Regions from separate parts of the Homo sapiens genome. Here region 2 is linked to region 1. A link is a contact called in ENCODE Hi-C or POLR2A ChIA-PET data. All regions are on one chromosome and are shown on one strand. The core of a region is the stretch at or near the end of the contact, and the rest is flanking DNA. Distances in the headings are between cores, read along the strand shown.

Region 1 (6,757 bases), core at 1,607-4,106:
CCTTAAGACAATCACTTACAATGAGACCTTAAAGATAAAATAATTCATTTCAAGTTGCTGGGCGTGGTCACTCACACCTGTAATTCCAGCACTTTGGGAGGCCAAGGTGGGTGGATCACAAGGTCAGGAGTTCAAGACCAGCCTGGCCAGATGGTGAAACCCCGTCTCTACTAAAAATACAAAAATTAGCCGGGCATGGTGGCAGGTGCCTGGAATCCCAGCTACTCAGGAGGCCGAGGCAGAGAATTGCTTGAACCCGGGCAGCGGAGGTTGCAGTGAGCCGAGATGGCGCCACTGCACTCCAGCTTGGGTGACAGAGACTCTGTCTCAAAAATAATAAATAAAAATAAAAAATAAAAGTATGAACAGTCTCTTAGAAGAATTTTTCAAAAATACATACTGTGAAGTGTCCATGGAAAGCATATCGATGCTTCTACAAAGGCAAGTAGGTTGAGAAGTGAACGGCACCTCCTAAACAGTTCATTTTCCACCTGCCAAGGCCTGGATCCTTACTAGCTGGTAACCTACACAGTAATCTAGGAAACAGAAATAAAATAATCGCCATTTCTAAGTCTTCAACAAACTATTACTGGCATTTTCAAACTACTCTATGCCTTTTAGAAAATATAGGAAAAGGGGTGTTCTGTTTCACAGTTGATCCTTGCCTGCCCTCTCAAACCTGAATCACCAACATTAGCCATCAGCCAGACAAGCATATTTAGTGTCTCAATTTCGGTATCTGTAAAGAAGATATTTCAACAGATGGTGGAAAAGGAACTAGGACAAGAACCAAAGGAGACAATTCTGAAAGGAAACTTAGAGAAACAAACCCAGTGCCTGGTAACTTCATATGTACAAAACAGTGCCAATCAGCTAGCTGGTCGATGAAACAGAATAAGGTCTGTGTGCATCGCTTTGGATTGATTTTCCTTAAGAGAAGCATAAAAGAAAAATTGCCCCTCTCAGATATGTAGGCTCCAGGCTGGGTTCTAGAAGCCTGGTCCTATCAAGTCAGAGGGGAGGAGCCAGTGCTCAGGCTGAGTGCTCAGGAGTGGAGGAACACATCACAAAATGAAAGGTTAATACAAAGGAAACATCCATTTAGAAGGGTTAGGAATAGATTCTATTCCTTTTTATTTTATTTTTGAGCCATTTCCTGGAGAGACTTATAGGGGTACAGAGAAAACTTCCCCTTCGCCCTCTAAAGGTTCACTGAAAATCAGCTGACAAAAGGCAAATTAATAAAGGAAAAGGCATGCAATAGTTTACTGTAACGCGCATAGCATGGGGGAACCACAGGAGAATGATTACCCTCTGACCGACAGCAGCGCAGAAGCCCATATGCTCTTTTTCATAGGGGACGGAGAGATGGCTCTCCTATCAGGTTCAAATCAGCCTCGTTGTGCTAACTGAGGCCAGGAGGCTTCACACTGAGTAGGTGGCCAATTAAATGCTGATGAATCCATGGTTTATTGTGAGGCTTTCACATGCCTACAATCATGCAAATATATTCAACACACAAGGGCACTAGTAAGAGAGAGAGGAGGGTCACAGCTTGATTATCTTAGGAGGCCAGCATGCTGACTGACAATCCAGCAGGTCCTGTTATTTTTTCCTAGGTCGGGGTTGGAGCGGGTGTCACTGTCACTGCTCTTCTCCCAGCAGACCTTCCTACAGCCCCTGCCGATGGAACAGAGGCCTCAGAGTTGCCACGTGCAGAGCTTCTGCTGGCATCTTGACCGTGGTCAGTTTCTTTGTGGTTTTTATGGCCCTCCATGGCCATGATCTCAGCCACCTTTTGGCTTCACTCGCTTGTCAGGTCTCAGCAGTGCCTGGCCACAGCAGGTGACATCTTCTATACATATGCTTATCACTCTGAGGGGTCAGCAATTTCACTGTAGGCTGAGCCATTTGTCATAAGTGACACCATTTTGAGACATTTGGGATCAAGAAACATGATTACATATCATCGGGGAATTTAGACAATTATTTTCGGGGGCAGTAAACCATTAGGGAGAATAAATGGACGGTGGAGGTGAGAAACAGACACTAAGAAAGGTGAGAGGTGGAGGTGCACAGGAAGAAAGGTTGTCTTATTATGCAGATGGAGTCTTCCAGGTCATCTTTCTGAGCTGCCCTCAGAAGAATAGATGAAAAGTCTGTCTGGGTCTGGTGCTAACTCCCAGTTTTTTATCTTCATAGATGGTTGATCTTTCCTAGATATTTGATGAGATCCCTAGGGAGGCGGTTTAAGACAATTACATTTCTTTTGGAAAGATGCTTTCTTAGTGAGATAAGGAAATTCCAGAGACAGTCCCTCCCAGAGCTTGGGGGACAAGAGGGAGGCAGGGGGAGACAAGACAAGGTAAGAGGGACCTTGATTCTGACGCCTCTCTGCATGTCAAAGCATGAGTCTTGGGGTATTGCTTTCTGAGCCTCAACAGACTCATGTCAGGCAGAGGAGCTGAGATAACTTCTATGGCAGGAGTAGGAGGAGCTCAGGCAACAACTGCTATTCTAGTGATGTATAAATTTTCAGTCTAAAGCAGTTCACATGTTGTCTGTGTGAAGCAATGAACACTGAATGCCCAGAGCTATTTTAACACATGAGCTATATGGACAAGGATACACAAGAGAAGTTAATCAAGTCCCTTCACACTTACCAAATAGGTACTTTGTAAAAGCAACTCTCCAGAGAGACGTGGGTTTTTCTCACAATTTCCCCCGGGGAGCACACTGGGCCACGCACCTCCCTCCAAACCTCTGCTGCACCATCTCAGGAAGCAGAGGCCTGGAACCGTGCCTGAAACTCCTTCACTCTGCAGGTGCGTGGTGACAGCCTGGCCCGGGTGGCAGGCTGGAAAATATGACGACACAACCACAAAAGGCAGCATTTTCACACTAGCTCTTACAGACTGTTAGTATCTGTCATTCAACATTAGAGAAAAACAAAGCCCAGAGGGCAGCAAGATGAGAAGTATTTCTATGCTGGTGTCTCATTTGCAAGGAAAAAATAAAATGTGACCTCATAAAGCACCAAAGTATCACCAATGAAATAAGAGATGTTAAGAGTTTGCTGAAAAGTGCAGAAGTTAAAAAAAGTACTAACTACTAAAAAGTGGTCAAGAGGGTTTTGAAGTCATAACTTTCCTTTTGATTCATTATTCAGAACCCAAGAACTCAAATATTTGGTGTCATGGGAACATAAAGCTAGTAAATGTGTTCTGCAAATAGCAACTATCCCACTGTTTGTCTTTTGCTTACCAAATAGCATTTCACGTTATCAAATATCCTTTTTCCCAGGACATTAAATGATTTTATGGAATCTAAAAAGCAATGGTAATTAAGTAAGGAAAAATGTTGTGCCTCCATGTGTACCCTCAAGTAATAAACAGATTCAATACATGGTGCTTGATGCTATTAGTAGGGGATGATGCAGATGATACGAAAATAACAAATACAAGCTCACTATGTGATCATTTTTGTATTAACTTCAGTTAGTTTCAGATACTTTATGTGGGTATTATTAGAATCAGAGATTTCATTCCTACATAATTCATTTTACTTTATTTTTTATTTTTATTTTTTGAGACAGGGTCTCACTCTGTCACCCAGGCTGGAGTACAGTGGCACAATCTCAGCTCACTGCAACCTCTGCCTCCCAGGCTCAAGCAATCCTCCCACCTCAGCCTTCCAAGCAGCTGGGACCACAGGCGTGCATCACCATAACTGGCTAATTTTTGGATTTTTTTTTGTAGAGACAGGGTCTCTCCATGTTGCCCAGGCGATCCACCTACCTTGGCCTCCCAAAGTGTTGGGATTACAGGTATCAGCCACTGCTCCTGGCCTCATAATTCATTTTAAATCTATTTAGAATGCAGGAAAAACACTATTTATTTAGACCAGAGGTCAGAAAAATAAAATCCACAGGACAAATCCTGCCTGCCACCTGTTTTTCTGTTGTTTTTTTGTTTGTTTTTGTAAATAAAGTTATATTAGAACATAGCCACGCCCATTCATTTATGTATTACCTCTGGCTGCTATTACACTACAATGGCAGAGGTTGAGTGGTTGCAACAGAGACTTTATGGCCCACAAAGCCTAAAATATTTACTACCTGGCCCTTGACAGAAAATATCTGCTGACTAATACACTAGACATTTCATTATTTACCCTCACTATCACTATGGCACAATAAATAACATATGTAAAATTTCAATATCTGATTTTCCTGGAGAAAATTAAAGGAATTTATATTAAGTTTTGGTATATTCCCTGCAAATATGGCTGCCAAGTAGTCTGCCTTTGCCATCAAGACCTGGAGTTTATTTTCCCTTCCCTTGAATATAAGGTGGTCTTGTGACTTGCTTTGGCAGCACAATATGGTAGAAGAGGCCTGTCAGCTTCTGCTTTCCCTCTTGGAGCCCTGAATCACCATGTGGAGAGTTTGTCTCCTCTGCTGGAAAGAGAGGCTCAGCCAGTCCCAGATACACCAGCTGTGGTACCAGTCTTTGAGTGAAGCCATCTTGGAGATCCTGGCTGCAGATAAGCTCCCAGCTGAATGCAACCCCAGGAGTGGCCACAACCAACAGTGTGGAGGAGAAGAACTGCCTAGCTCAGCCTAGGCAACCAACAGGGTGGGGAGAATAAATCATCATTTTAAACCACCAAACTGTCATTATGCAGCAATAAATGAACTCAAAGTTTTGATGTTCCATTTAGTATTTCAAACTTTCTTTAGGATATTTTAAAATAGTTCTAAAACAAGACAACTCTATCGTCTTCTTTTATATCTTAAAAGCAAGAAACATCATTCTGTTCAGATGGCAGTGTGAGCAGATTGGATGAAAAATGTCTCTCATAAACTGCATGTAAGACATGGAGACTCAAAGAAAAAGCAAAGTTATCTGGCAACAGCAATAAGATACAAAATCTCATCTAAATGCTGAGAAAAAGATTTTTTTTAATCCACGAGCTAAGTGGTCAGGGTTTTCAGAATCTCATTTTTTAAGAAAGCATTTCTTTTCTCAATCTATTTGTCTTACTAAAAAGCAAGCAGGTCAGGAGAAAGAGACTTCAAGGAAATAAAAAACATTGTTAAATTTAAGTTAGCTGGTGGCAGGTGATTTACAATTGACTAGTAATATAAGAATAAAAATTGAGAAATACTCCCAGAAAAAAGAGAAAATAGAGGAAAACAATAAGAGAAGAAATTGATGCAAACATGACAATAAAAGTCTTCAAGACAGACATTTCGAGCAGGGGATTGCATTTTCCATGGGGCATAGAAAAGGGGGTTCAGTTAGGCAACATTTATTTAAATTTTATTTAAAGAAAATGATGAGTTGAACTAACCACTGAAACACTTGTGCCTCATAAAGGAGACAAAATGGTACAGTGCCTACCAGAAACGGCATGGATGTTTCTCAAAAAATGAAAACAGAATTGCCATATTATCCAGCAATCCCACTTTTACTTCTATATCCAAAAGAATTGAAAGCAAGATCTCAAAGAGATATTTGCACACCCATGTTCACAGCAGCATAATTCACAATAGCCAAGAGGTGGATGCAACCCTAGTGTCTACCAACAGAAACAAAATGTGGTCTATCCATACAATGGATTATTATTCAGCTTTAATAAAAAGAAATTCTGACACATGCTACAACAACATAAACCTTCAGGACATTATGCTAAGTGAAATAAGGCAGTCACAGAAAGAAAAATACTGTATGATTCCCCTTATATGAGGTACCTGGAGTCATCAAATTAATAGAGATGAAAATACAATGGTGGTTGCCAGAGGCTGGGGGAAAAGGGAAGTGAGGACTTGTTTAATAGGTTCAGAGTTTCAATTTTGGTAGATGAAAAAGTTCTAGAGATCTGTTGCACGACAATGTGAATGTACTTAACACTACTGAACTGTACACTTAAAAAATGATTGCAATGGTTAATTTTATGTTATTGTGTTTCTTTACTATTAAAAAACTTAATTTTTTTTTAAAAAAGAGACTAGAAGGAAAAACTCCAAAATAGTTATGGTGACGAGCTATGGCATCATGATGTTGGATGATTTTTTCCCCCTTTTATCTGTGCTTTGATGTGTCTGTGTCTTTTTGTTTTTAGTTTGTTTTTATATTTGGAAAATATTAGTTTCCTATAATTTTAAAAGAAATGGGAGTTAGTTGGGTCAAAAATAATAATAATTACCTTAATATATTTAGACAAGGATTTTTTAAGTCTATAAGTAGGATGAAGGAAATAATTAAAGCATCAAAACAAATATATTAGAAAATAGAAAACCATAGCATTATTTACAAGCCCAAGAGTGCAAGTTTCTTGAAAAAAAAAATACATATATATATAAAGAGAATAGCTTTGCCAAATATAATCAATAGAAAGGGATGAGGAAAATGTCCATTAAATGAATTATGAATGTTAAAATAGCAGCTGCTGAAAAAAATCCTTTGAAACTGCAAGAAATAACTAAGCAGGCACAGCTGTAATATATTTGAAAATCTAGATCAGGCTTAGCAAACATTATCTGTAAAGGATCAAATAATGAATATTTTTAGCTTTGTAGGCCATGCAGTCTCTGTAGCAACCACTCAACTTCTGCCATTATAACTTGAAAGCAGTTACAGACACTATTTAAATGAAAGGGTGTGGCTGTGTTTCCATAAAACTTTAGAAAAGCAGGCAGGAGGCCTGATTTGGCCCACAGGTCGTAATTTGCTAAGTGATAGAGGCTGGGGTC
Region 2 (6,757 bases), core at 1,224-3,723, 720 kb before region 1:
GAGACTGGATGGTTTGGACCCAGGGGGAATACCCCATAGCCCACACAGCAGCTGTGGCAGATCGTGGCCAGACTGCCTCTTTAGGCCAGACTCTGACCCCTCTCTACTCACCGGGCGGGGCCTACCTGTAGGAATTTCAGCAACTCCAGCTAGGGGTTTAAGGACAGAACTCAAATCTCCCTGGAAAAGAGCCCCTTGGGGGAGGGGAGGCCACAGTCTCCATGGATCAGCAGACTTAGTCTTTCCCCCTGCTGGCTCGGAGGAATCCCGGCACACCAGATTAGTGTGAATCCCCCCAGTGCGGCACACCCCCTCTGCCAAGGGGCAGCCAGAGTGCTTCGTTAAGCAGGTCCTGGATCCTGTGCCTCCTGACTGGATGAGAACCCCCAACAGGGGTCACCAGATACCTTATTCAGGGGCATTCCTGCTAGCATCATGTTGGTGCCCCTCTGGGACAGAGATCCCAGAGGAAGGAGCAGGCAGCCATCTTTGCTGTTCTGCAGCTTCTACTGGTGATACCTCCAGGTGTGGGAGGGACCCAGACAAATAGGGTCTGGAGTGGATTCCCAGCAAACCATGGCAACCCTACGGAAGAGGGGCCTGACAGTTAGAAGAAAAACAAACAGAAAGTAACAACAACAGCATCAACAAAAAAGTCACCACAAAAACCCCATCCAACAGTCAGCAGCCTCAAAGATTGAAGCTAGATAAACTCATGAAGATTAGAACGAATCAACAAAAAAAGACTGAAAGCTCAAAAAGCCAGAGTGCCTCTTCTCCTCCAAATGATCAGAACACCAGCAAGAGGACAGAACTGGGCAGAGGCTGAGATGGATGAATTGACAGAAGTAGGCTTCAGAAGGTGGGTAATAACGAACTTTGCTGAGCTAAAGGAGTATGTTCTAACCCAATACAAAGAAGCTAAGAATCATGATAAAACATTTCAGGAGCCATTAACCAGAATAACCAGTTTAGAGAGGAACATGAATGACCTGACGGAGCTGAAAAACACAACACAAGAACTTCACAATGCAACCACAAGTATCAATAGCCAAATAGACCAAGCAGAGGAAAGAATTTCAGAGCATGAAGACTATCTTGCTGAAATAAGACAGGTCGACAAGATTAGGAAAAAAAAAAAAAAAAAAAGAACGAAAAGGAATGAACAAAACCTCTGAGCACTATGGGATTATGTAAAAAGACTGAACCTATGACTGATTGAGTACCGGAAAGAGACAGGGGGAACAGAACCAAGTTGGAAAACATACTTCAGGATATCATCCAGGAGAACTTCCCCAACCTAGCAAGACAGGCAAACATTCAAATTCAGTAAATCTAGAGAACCCCAGTAAGATACTCCATGAGAAGATCAACCCCAAGACACATAATCATCAGATTCTCCAAGGTCAAAATGAAGGAAAAAATGTTAAGGGCAGCCAGAGAGAAAGGCCAGGTCACCTAGATAGGGAAGCTCATCAGAATAACAGATCTCTCAGCAGGAACCCTGCAAGCCAGAAGAGATTGGGGGGCATTATTCAACATTCTTAAAAGAATTTCCAACCCGGAATTTCATTTCTGGCCAAACTAAGCTTCATAAGTGAAGGAGAAATAAAATCCTTTTCAGACAAGCAAATGCTGAGGGAATTCGTCACCACCAGGCCTGCCTTGCAAGAGTTCCTGAAAGAAGCACTAAATATGGAAAGGAAAAACTATCACAAGCCACTACAAAAACACACTGAAGTACAAAGACCAATGACACTATGAAGCAACTACATCAACAAGTCTGCAAAGTAACCAGCTAGCATCATGATGACAGTATTAAATTCACACATAACAATATTAACCTTAAATGTAAATGGCCTAAATGCTCCAATTAAAAGACACAGAATGTCAAGTTGGATAAAGAGTCAAGACCCATCAGCTTGCAATATTCAAGAGACCCATCTCACATGCAAAGACACACATAGGCTCAAAATAAAGGGATAGAAAAAAATTTATCAAGCAAATAGAAAGCAGAAAAAAGCAGGGATTGCAATTCTAATTTCTGATAAAACAGACTTTAAACCAACACAGATAAAAAAAAGACAAAGGAGGGCATTATATAATGGTAAAGGGGTGAATTCAACAAGAAGAGCTAACTATCCTAAATATACATATGCACCCAATACAGGAGCACCCAGATTCATAAAACAAGTTCTTAGAGACTTACAAAGAGACTTAGACTGCCACACAATAATAGTGGGAGAAGTCTCCCACTATCGACCCCACTGTCAATATTAGACAGATCATCGAGACAGAAAATTAACAAGGATATTCAGGACTTGAACTCAGCTCTGGATCAAGTGGACCTAATAGATATCTACAGAACTCTCTACTCAAAAATAACAGAATATACATTCTTCTCAGTGCCACATGGCACTTAGTCTAAAATAGATCACATAAAGGGAAGTGAAACACTCCTCAAGAAATGCAAAACAACTGAAATCATAACAGCCTTTCAGATCACAGTGCCATCAAATTGGGACTCAAGATTAAGAAACTCGCTCAAAACCACACAATTACATGAAAATTGAACAACCTGCTCCTGAATGACTCTTGGGTAAATAATGAAATTAAGGCAGAAATCAAGAAGTTCTTTGAAACCAATGAGAAAAAAGAGACAACATACCAGAATCTCTGGGACGCAGATAAAGCAGTGTTAAGTGGGAAATTTCTAGCACATCGAAAAGCTAGAAAGATCTCAAATTGACTCCCTAATATCACAAGTAAAATAACTAGAGAACCAAGAGCAAACAAACCCCAAAGCTAGCAGAAGACAAGAAACAACCAAGATCAGAGCAGAACTGAAGGAGATAGAGACATGAAAACACATTTTAAAAAATCAATGAATCCAGGAGCTGGTTTTTTGAAAAAATTAATAAAACAGACTGCTAGCTAAGAAAAGACAGAAGAATCAGATAAACACAATAAAAATAATAAAGGGGATATCACCACTGACCCCACAAAAATAGAAACAACCATCAGAGCATACTATAAATACCTCTATGCAAACAAACTAGAAAATCTAGAAGAAATGGAAAAAATCCTGGACATATACACCCTCCCAAGACTGAATCAGGAAGAAGCTGAATCCCTGAATAGACCAATAACAAGTTCTGAAATTGAGGCAGTAATAAATAGCCTACCAACCAAAAAATAAAAAGCCCAGGGCCAGACGGATTTACAGCTGAATTCTACCTAAGGTACAAAGGGGAGCTAGTGTCATTTCTTCTGAAACTAATGCAAACAATTGAAAAGGAGAGACTCCTCCCTAACTCATTTTATGAGGCCAGCATCATCCTGATACCAAAACCTGGCAGAGATACAACAAAAAAGAAAAACTTCAGGCCAATATCCCTGATGAACATCGAGGCAAAAATCCTCAATAAAATACTGGCAAACCAAATCCAGCAGCACATCAAAAAGCTTATCCACCACAATTAAGTTGGCTTAATCCCCAGGATGCAAGGCTGGTTCAACATATGCAAATCAATGAACATAATTCATCACATAAACTGAACTAAAGACAAAAACCATTTGATAATAGACGTGGAAAAGGCCTTCAATAAAATTCAACATCTCTTCATGTTAAAAACTCTCAATAAGCTAGGTATTGATGGAACATACCTCAAAATAATAAGAGCCATTTATGACAAACCTACAGCCAATATCATACAGAATGGGCCAAAGCTGGATGCATTCCCCTTGAAAACTGCCACAAGACAAGGATGCCCTCTCTCACCATTCCTATTCAACATAGTATTGGAAGTTCTGGCCAGGGCAATCAGGCAAGAGAAAGAAAGAAAGGGTATTCAAATAGGAAGAGAGGAAGTCAAACTGTCTCTGTTTGTAGACGACATGATCCCATATCTAGAAAACCCCATCATCTCAGCCCCAAAGCTTCTTAAGCTGATAAGCAACTTCAGCAAAGTCTCAGGATACAAAATCAATGTGCAAAAATCACAAGCATTCCTATACACCAATAACAGACAAGCAGAGAGCCAAACCATGAATGAAGTCCCATTCACGATTGCTACAAAGAGAATAAAACACCTAGGAATACAGCTAACAAGGGAAGTGAAGGACCTCTTCAAGGAGAACTAGAAACCACTGCTCAAAGAAATCAGAGAGGACACACACAAATGGAGAAACATTCCATGCTCATGGATAGGAAGAATCAATACCTTGAAAATGGCCATACTGCCCGAAGTAATTTATATATTCAGTGCTATTCCCATTGAACTACCATTGACATTCTTCACAGAATTAGCAAAAACTACTTTAAAATTCATATGGAACCAAAAAGGAGCTCATATAGCCAAGACAATCCTAAGCAAAAAGAACAAAGCTTGAGGCATCACTCTACCAGACTTCAAACTATATTGTAAGGCTACGGTAACCAAAACAGCATGGTACTGGTAGAAAAACGGACACATAGACCAATGGAACAGAATAGATATCTCAGAAATATGACTGCACATTTACAATGATCTGATCTTTGACAAACCTGACAAAAACAAGCAATGGGGAAAGAATTCCCTATTTAATAAATGGTGCTGGGAGAACTGGCTAGCCATATGTAGAAAATTGAAACTGGACCCCTTCCTTAGATCTTATACAAAAATTGACTCCAGAGCGATTAGAGACTTAAATGTAAAACACAAAACTATAAAATCCCTAGAAGAAAATCTAGGCAGTACCATTCAGGACGTAGGCACAGGCAAAGATTTCATGATGGAAACATCAAAATCAATTGCAACAGAAACAAAAACTGACAAATAGGATCTAATTAAACTAAAGAGCTTCTGCACAGCAAAATAAACTATCATCAGAGTGAACATACAATATATAGAATGGGAGAAAATTTTTGCAATATATCCATCTGACAAAGGTCTCATATCCAGAATCTACAAGGAATTTAAACAAATTTACAAGAAAAAACAACCCTATTAAAAAGTGGGCAAAGGATACGAACAGACGCTTCTCAACAGAAGACATTTATGTGGCCAAGAAATATATGAAGAAAAGCTCAACATCACTGATCATCAGAGAAATGCAAATCAAAACCACAATAAGATATCATCTCATGCCAGTCAGAATGGTAATTATTAAAAAGTCTAGAAACAACAGATGCTGGCAAGGCTGTGGAGAAATAGGAATGTTTTCACACTTTTGGTAATGTAAATTAGTTTCAAACATTGTGGAAGACAGTGGGGCAATTAGTCAAAAACTTAAAACCAGAAATACCATTTGACTCAGCCATGCCATTACTGGGTATGTACCCAAAGGAATATAGATCATTCTATTATAAAGTTACATGTACACATATGTTCACTGCAGCAATATTTACAATAGAAAAGACATGGAATCAATCTAAATGCCCATCAATGATAGACTGGATAAAGAAAATGTGGTACATATACACCACAGAATACTATGCAGCCATAAAAAGGAATGAGATCTTGTCCTTTGCAGGGACATGGATGGAGCTCAAAGCCATTATCCTCAGCAAACTAATGCAGGAACAGAAAACCAAACACCACATGTTCTCACTTACCAGCAGGAGCTGAAAAATGAGAACACATGGACACGGAGAGGAACAACACACACTGGGGCCTGTAGTTGGGGGTTGTGGGGGGAGGGAGAGCGTCAGGATAAATAGCTAATGCATGTAGGGCTTAATACCAAGGTGATGGGTTGATAGGTGCAATAAACTACCATGGCAGATGTTTACCTGTGTAATAAACCTGCATGTCCTACACATGTATCCCAGAACTTAAAAAATATGTTCATACCATACTATAGTCTATTGAATGTGCAATAACATTGTGCCTTAAAAAACAATGTACACACCTTAATTAAAAATACTTCATTGCTAAAATGTGGCAACAATTGTCTGAGCCTTCAGCAAATCATAATCTTTTTGCTAACGGAAGATTTTGCCTCGGTGTTGATGGCTGCTGACTGTTCAGGGTGGGGGCTGCTGAAGGTTGGGTGGCTGTGGCAATTTCTGGATACAGTATTCTTTGTCACTTCCTTCTGGCCTGTAAGTTATCTATTGGTAATTCCACTGATAACCTTATGGAAGCTGTTTTGTATGTGATGAGTTATTTTTCTCTCGCTGCTTTCAAGATTCTTTGTCTTTGACTTTTGACAATTTGATTACAATGCATCTTCTTGTGGGTCTTTTTGAATTTATCTTGGTTGTAGTTCTTTGAGCCTCTTGAATTTGCATGCCCATTTTTTTTCCTCAAGTTTGAAAAGTTTTTGGCCATTGTTGGTTCAAATAACACTTACTCCCTCTCTTTTCCTTCTGGGACTCCCATCATGCATACAATGGTTTACCTGTCAGTGTCCGTAAGTCTCTTAGGCTCTCTTCACTTTTATTTTTTTCTTTTTAATCCTCTGACTTGATTACTTCTAATAATGACTTCTAATAATCTGTCTTTAAGTTTGTTTTTTTTTTCTGTCAAATCCAGTCTTCTGTTGAAACCTCTTGAATTTTTTTCTGTTCTGTTATTATATTTTTCACTTCCAGAATTTGTTTGGTTCTTCTTTATAGTTTGTGTCTCTTTGTTGATATGCTTATTTTGTTCATGCATCATTTTCCTGAATTTATTTAGTTGTTTATCTGTGTTCCATTTTAGTTCATTGAGCATGTTTAGTACAGTTACTTTACATTCTTTGTGAGGGAGAATTGATCTGTGTTTCTTTAGGG

What was found. A loop is a pair of places that touch in the nucleus more often than their neighbours do. ChIA-PET counts read pairs that join two places held with the same protein, here RNA polymerase II (POLR2A). Pooled maps may share reads with other maps.
Region 2: a loop to region 1 is called in a pooled map, with 4 times the contacts of the local background. The contact joins two enhancer-like sites. A Hi-C loop is called at or near these places in 1 of 37 single-sample maps with no recorded cell type and 2 of 50 pooled maps. POLR2A ChIA-PET finds 5 or more read pairs at or near these places in 1 of 52 experiments (K562).

Annotation. Positions count from the first base shown.
Region 1 is chrX:11,789,075-11,795,831 of GRCh38, reverse strand. No RefSeq gene overlaps it. Among named protein-coding and RNA genes, the nearest start is that of MSL3, 34 kb to the right of the region's middle. Within about 2 kb of position 2,856, at least 5 of the 41 ENCODE cell types and tissues checked have a DNase peak (open chromatin) inside an H3K27ac peak, as active enhancers do.
Region 2 is chrX:12,511,292-12,518,048 of GRCh38, reverse strand. The region is part of intron 2 of FRMPD4 (FERM and PDZ domain containing 4); the gene reads right to left. Among named protein-coding and RNA genes, the nearest start is that of FRMPD4-AS1, 140 kb to the right of the region's middle. Within about 2 kb of position 2,473, at least 2 of the 41 ENCODE cell types and tissues checked have a DNase peak (open chromatin) inside an H3K27ac peak, as active enhancers do.